2 separate regions of the Homo sapiens genome follow, and region 1 is linked to region 2. Evidence: chromatin loops called from intact Hi-C (ENCODE). Cell type or tissue: IMR-90. All regions are shown on one strand. Links, peaks and the distances in the headings refer to the core of each region. The heading gives the core; the rest is flanking DNA. Region 1 overlaps BNC2 (basonuclin zinc finger protein 2). Region 2 overlaps BNC2 (basonuclin zinc finger protein 2).

Region 1 (2,918 bases), core at 104-2,603, 77 kb before region 2:
AAGATAGCAGGGCTTTTAATAAAGCAGCACGTTTGCACACTCACAGCCCTGTTAATTTAATACCTGCCGCTTGTTTACCAAACAGCACGGGCATGTCTCCGTGTCGGTAACTTCCCAGTGACAGTGAGGCGACTGAATCAGGGCATGGAACAGATGCACCTTTTTACGCTCTGTTACACTGTGTCACAGACTACAGCCCCTGAGCGCATTCCTTTATTTATCCTGCAGCCAGTTGAGCTAATTGTCAGAGACAGACCTGGTTCTAATTCTGCAGAGTCCAGCAACTGCTGGAGTGTATGTAGTGAGGCATGAACGGTGCAGAACTTTAGAAGGGAACAGTTGAAAAACAGAGTCTGAGGGTAGAGGCATAATCTGCCAATATTTTACTTAGACTTTGAAAATACCACCTGTCTCAATAGCAGGCTATGGGAGTGGGGACAAAAGTAAAACAACTCCAGTGTCAGAATGAAGCAGAAGCAAGCAAATGTCAAAGCATATTCCTATGTAAGGAGAACACAACACAGCAGCAATGGCATTCATTTTCCAAAGAATATGGTTCGGCCTGTGCAGTTGTAAAATATTCACAAGCTCAAAAACCTGGTGATAACAGGCCAATATTCAATGCGGCTCACACCAGCAGTTCTGCACAATACCAGGATTGAGCATTACAGAGATACTGTGATGCAAGCCCATTAATGACACCAAAATTACTTAAAAGACTAGTCTCTCAATCCTCCAGCCATACAATTTGAGTCTGCTTGATCATGTGTAGACAAAGAAACTCCCATTTATTGTTCTCCTCACACCCTGTGGTATTAGAAGTGTTTCTTATGAGCTGTAATACCATACTCATATTTTATCAGTAGCAAGAGTTCACTCCAGTTAAAGTTCTTCACCCGTCATGGGCATTTTTCAGCAAATTAATGTCTTTTACTTGCATGACTTCCCTTCATATTATAATTTGGGGTTTAAACGGATCATAATACTTTGCAGAAAGTAAAAAGAGAAAAAGAGCTCAGTGTTGATAATTTTTACCACTTATGACTGAATGACCTCAACTGAGGAATAAAAAATTAAGTCATTTGTCTTATGAGGTACAAAGGACATTTTACGGTGTACAATTTAGCTAATAACGGGTTCAGGCCAATCCTTAAGAAGTCACATGTTTCCATTGTCCCTTCACCCCCTGCTTGTGTTTTTACCACATCCTAACAAAAACATGACCAGAACTGGTGAAAAACATACGGTTCCAACTAATGAATCACATACTTTCCCGCAAGTACAGTAAGTACTACCAGCTGTGTGACAGTCTTGCTTTGGCAGTGGGACCAGCTTAGAACAAGCCGGCTCATCTGAAAGCAGCTGTACTGAAAAACCACAAGCAATATAAGTGTGTCTGCCTTCTCAGGGCGGCTTTGTCTCTGTTCTATGTCTCTGCTCTGTCCCCATAATGTGCCAGCCATCTTGTTTAGAGAAAGTTTCAGAAATTACAGTGGTAGGGAGAAAATCCACACATTCAAAAACCTTAAGTTTTCAGAAAATGTTGTCACTTTATCAAGTGGAACGCCGTGAGAGGTCAATTAAAGGAAAACACCTCTCTCCCACATCCAGCCTTCCACATGCATCTTTTGGGGTTTGCCTTAGATGTAAAAGTGTGCGTATTTATGTATCTAAATAAGTGAGGTGGGAAACAGGGGGAGGAACGGCACAGGATCCAGCTACTTACAGATGGGCTGAGGCATGCATGCGAACACACACAAACACACACGCAGAGCAATTCGCAGATTATCAACTCATGCCATGAGCTACTGCAAAAAAGTTCTATGATTTTAAACTTGCCATTTATACAACAATAAGCTTCATTTGTAACCACAAAGCATTCTGAAAAAGATTCCCTGGCAAGCCCCAGATATTTTTACACAAATGCACTTTTCCTTTCTGTGAAACAACATTCAACTGGATAATCATTGCTGTTAAAGGGAAAGAAAGTCCAACAGCATTGGTCTAGAAATTTAAGTGGAAATAGTAGGATTTTTAAACTTCTGTAGTGTCTGAAGGCAATAAGTAATTAAAATTTTTTTAATGTCATTAAGTGATCAGTAGCTTGTATGTAAGCACCTAAGTACCATCTCAGGCTTGTTCTGCAAAAAAGAAATACCTACCGTTGTCATTCTTGACTTTTCCAAAGTCTCAATCAGAAAAATAAATACAGAGTAGTGAAATTATTTTTGGTTTTTGTCAGTGTTTCACATACAGAGAAGTCAAATGTAAGGACTAATCGGGAAGGTTTACCTTTTATGTTTACTTTTATTGCCTAATTTAGCCAAACACATTACTCTAAACTATAATGTTGTAAAGATGCTTGATTCGGCAATAATCTAATCCAAAAATTATATTAACATCACATCTTTTTATTTACACCATAGTTGTGTGAATAATTTTCGTTTTGAATGAGCTATCAATGTAATACTCAAAAAATGGCCAGAAGACTCACTACATTCAGAAGATTCACTACATTAATTAGAGAAGATCTTGGCCTCTGTGGTTTCTTCCTAAAATTCACTCTTTCTAAATGAACTTTAATGTTTGTGTGTTTGGGGGAGTTCAGTGCTGGGCTGATCAAGGGCAAGTACTTAGGGTGAATCTAGAAATCACATTGAGGCTTACAATTGGATAAAGGCAGACAGCAGAACTGGGAGCACCAACAGTAGTGGGGAAAGAGTAAAGGATGAGCATCTGCAGGCAAACATCGGACGAACTCAGGTTCCACTCCAAACCACCACATAAACCAAGTCACATGATTTTTTTTTGGTTTCCCAGTGCATATAAAATTTGTTTATTCGATGCTGTAGTCTATTAAGTGTGCAATAGCATTATGTCTAAAAAAAACAGCATACATACATCTAAAATACTTTATT
Region 2 (2,918 bases), core at 286-2,785:
TCCAAGTTTTTTCTTATAACTATTTGGCAGTTATTAAAATGTGCACACACTCACACACACATACAAGTATATATGTATTATTAAGGAAAAGAAAAATAACATCTGAACAGGAACATGAAAACAAAGAAAGAATTAAGGTTTGAAATTGAAGAGAAATGCAGTCCAAAAGTAAAATTCAAACTATTATTAATATATCCTTTCTTAGGTCATCTTAGGATAATACATATTTCTCCTATACATTGGGGGAAAAAATCAGACACATGAATATTTTATAAAGGCACACTGCATTATCAGAAAGCTGTTCCACACATCCACACTTTAATCTGTTATAAATTAACTTGAGTCAGTTCAAATGTTATATGTAATGCACACGATTACAACTGAAGTCAAATCATACACACCCTCAGTAACTGTAAGCCTAAAACAACTCCAACAGTGAATGAGACGGCTAGAGTTTTCCCTAAGGAAGGATAGGGGTTGGGGGCAATCTGCAAAATGGATATAACTGAGACAAATGCAAAGACTGAAAATATCCTAAAAACCTGAAGATGCTCGTGTGGTTTCACAACAAAGTCCCTTTATAAGATCCACAGCCCAAATGACTGCATCTTTCAACTGCTCCATTTCCAGAACTCCTGATTTTAAATCACACTGAAAACCTTTGGCTGCAATTGAATTAGCATGGTTGGATTTAGCCCTTCTAAATGCCAAAAAGGAAAAAAAAAAAAAAAGTACCATTCTAAAGTTTGTTTTGTTTTAAACTCGGATCTTCTGCATTCCAAAATTGTATCCCTCTGACTAATATAAACCGTTATTACAGAGAAATGGTTTTTTTTTTTAAAAAAAAAAAAAAAAGCCAGTGAAAAAGAATGAGGGAGTAGTAATGGTAACATACAGTACCATGAGCTGCAGCGGCCTCCCAGCCAGTGGTGCAAGGTTAACAGATCAGTCCTGGCCTTCGGGCAGACAGCAGAACACAGCCTTGGGGAAGGGGGGACAGGGACGGAGGCCAGGGGAGGGGGCCCGCTCTCAGGCAGTTTACACAAGAAGGCAGCTCAGCTCCTTTCTGGCGCACTCCTCCTCTCTATCTCCCAACCTCTTTGCGTGTGTCTTGTCATATTTTCTTCAGCTGTTAATTGTCCAGACTCCAAGACTTTAAACAGCCACAGTTTAGGAAAAAGCGAAACCCTTCTAAGTGACCATCACAGCAAATCAGCTTCATGCTAGTGGGTAAAATTTTCCAAGGGAAGTGTTCTTCTGATAGTTCCTGAGTCTCTAAGTCACCCCCACCCCCACCCCCACCGGCCGCCACACACACTCCCCTGGAGGGCTAAATGCACTGTGGCAATAAAACATTCATGCGACTTGGAATTTTAACACAATGCCATTTCCCTAGTTTAACCTGAAAGGAATGCACTAGTCACAACAGACTACATCATCCTGCCATTAAACCCTGCCAAGGAACCGCTTTTTTGGCCGCGCTGGGCCAGCTTTGACGGGAAAGGAGTACACAGACCCACACACTGAGCACAGAGGGGCCACCTCTGCTTCCTCAGCCTTATCCAGCAACACCCTGCTCTTGAACATGACCCCTGACCCCTTGCATTGTGACCAGCTTGTGAGGCATGTGTCACCCTGGAATTTCTGCAGAGCCACACACTGCGCAGGCCATTTGCTGCTCCCTCTCAACAGGCTCTTGGGCAGACGCCAAAGGTTCTTTCTTATTATTACTGCTACTATTGAAAGTCTTCTGTTTAAATGTAGGGATGCTTTTTCCTCGAGTTGTATGATAGTGTGGCTTGGGTTTTTTTTTCCCTCCTTTGTTTGTTTTGGACTTTTTAAAAAACAAACTTTACATTTGCATTGATAATTATGTTATTATTAATGACAAAATGATTCAGTATGGGGACTACTTATCAAAGGTGCCAGTTCTTTCACATTTAAGTGACATTCAATTTAGATTTACAAAACACCCAGAAACAATTCCTATTTCTCCAGAGAAGTTGAGAGAAAAATTCAAAGGGATTGAATCCTAAAACACCTACACTTAACCATTTTTATTTACATGCTATTATTACAAAACAAACAAGCAACAATATTAGATCAAAAAACTGGATTTACTGACTTATTGCTTGTGCAGAGAGTTCTGCCTTCCAAGCAACATAACTGACAAGCAACTATTTTAAAAAGTATGTATACCAAATGAAAAATTAAAATCATACTAAATGTTTACAAATGTTTTTATAATTTTAAAATTGTTCTCATGTAGCCCTTTATAACCAATCACAACAGTACTAATTTTTGCAAGTTAACAGAGGTCATAGTTTTGCACCCCAAAATACCCCTTTCTTCTTCTACCACTGATTCTCCTACCACTGAAGGATGTCTTCCAGATTGTCTTTTTCTGATCATTCATCTTATTAACTATCTTCATATGATGCACATTCACTTTCAATCTTGTCCAATTGTTTTATTATTCCTCTTCTCTACTGTAGTCATAGGCAATTCTAAAAAGCACAAAGTCCCCTCTTTTTGCCCTGACCTTGAGCTACAGCCAGGTGAGCTGTGATTATCCCTACAGAAGGCAGAAGGTGTTCCAGCTTTAATCTCCTGGAGTGAGGCCATGTCCCCTTTCAGTAACAAATGAAGAACATCTTACTTCATCTAAGAGAATACCCTAAAATACAAAATGATGATCTCAAAGCAGGTTAACATGCACATATAAAATAAAACCAAATTGTCTTCTTTAGAGTAATTTTTGTCTCCTTAGTAGCTGGAATTAGTCTTAAGCCCTAGTTAAAAGACTTTTTTCTTTTTCTTTCCTTTAAACAGACATTATCATGCCTTGAAAAGTCATTCTAATCCCTTCACCTTAGCCAAGCCATGCTAATTCATGAGAGGACAGCAATTAATTTTTA

What was found. A loop is a pair of places that touch in the nucleus more often than their neighbours do. Peaks named below come from ENCODE experiments on the same cell type or tissue, not always from the same donor. Only the 100,000 strongest peaks of a DNase experiment are listed, where the experiment ranks them.
Region 1: it touches region 2 in a loop (2.1-fold over the local background); 10 of 110 quality-filtered maps call a loop at or near these places.

Annotation. Positions count from the first base shown.
Region 1 is chr9:16,626,863-16,629,780 of GRCh38, forward strand. All of the region lies in intron 3 of BNC2 (basonuclin zinc finger protein 2), which reads right to left. Among named protein-coding and RNA genes, the nearest start is that of BNC2-AS1, 98 kb to the right of the region's middle. RefSeq lists an enhancer at 102-635. In IMR-90, for the core only: no CTCF peak of the experiment used is centred there; DNase peaks (open chromatin) are centred at 1,249 and 1,749; H3K4me3 peaks cover 401 bases; H3K27ac peaks cover 1,798 bases.
Region 2 is chr9:16,703,853-16,706,770 of GRCh38, forward strand. The region is part of intron 3 of BNC2 (basonuclin zinc finger protein 2); the gene reads right to left. Among named protein-coding and RNA genes, the nearest start is that of BNC2-AS1, 22 kb to the right of the region's middle. RefSeq lists enhancers at 548-1,302, 2,710-2,918. In IMR-90, for the core only: no CTCF peak of the experiment used is centred there; DNase peaks (open chromatin) are centred at 849 and 1,509; H3K4me3 peaks cover 1,322 bases; H3K27ac peaks cover 2,298 bases.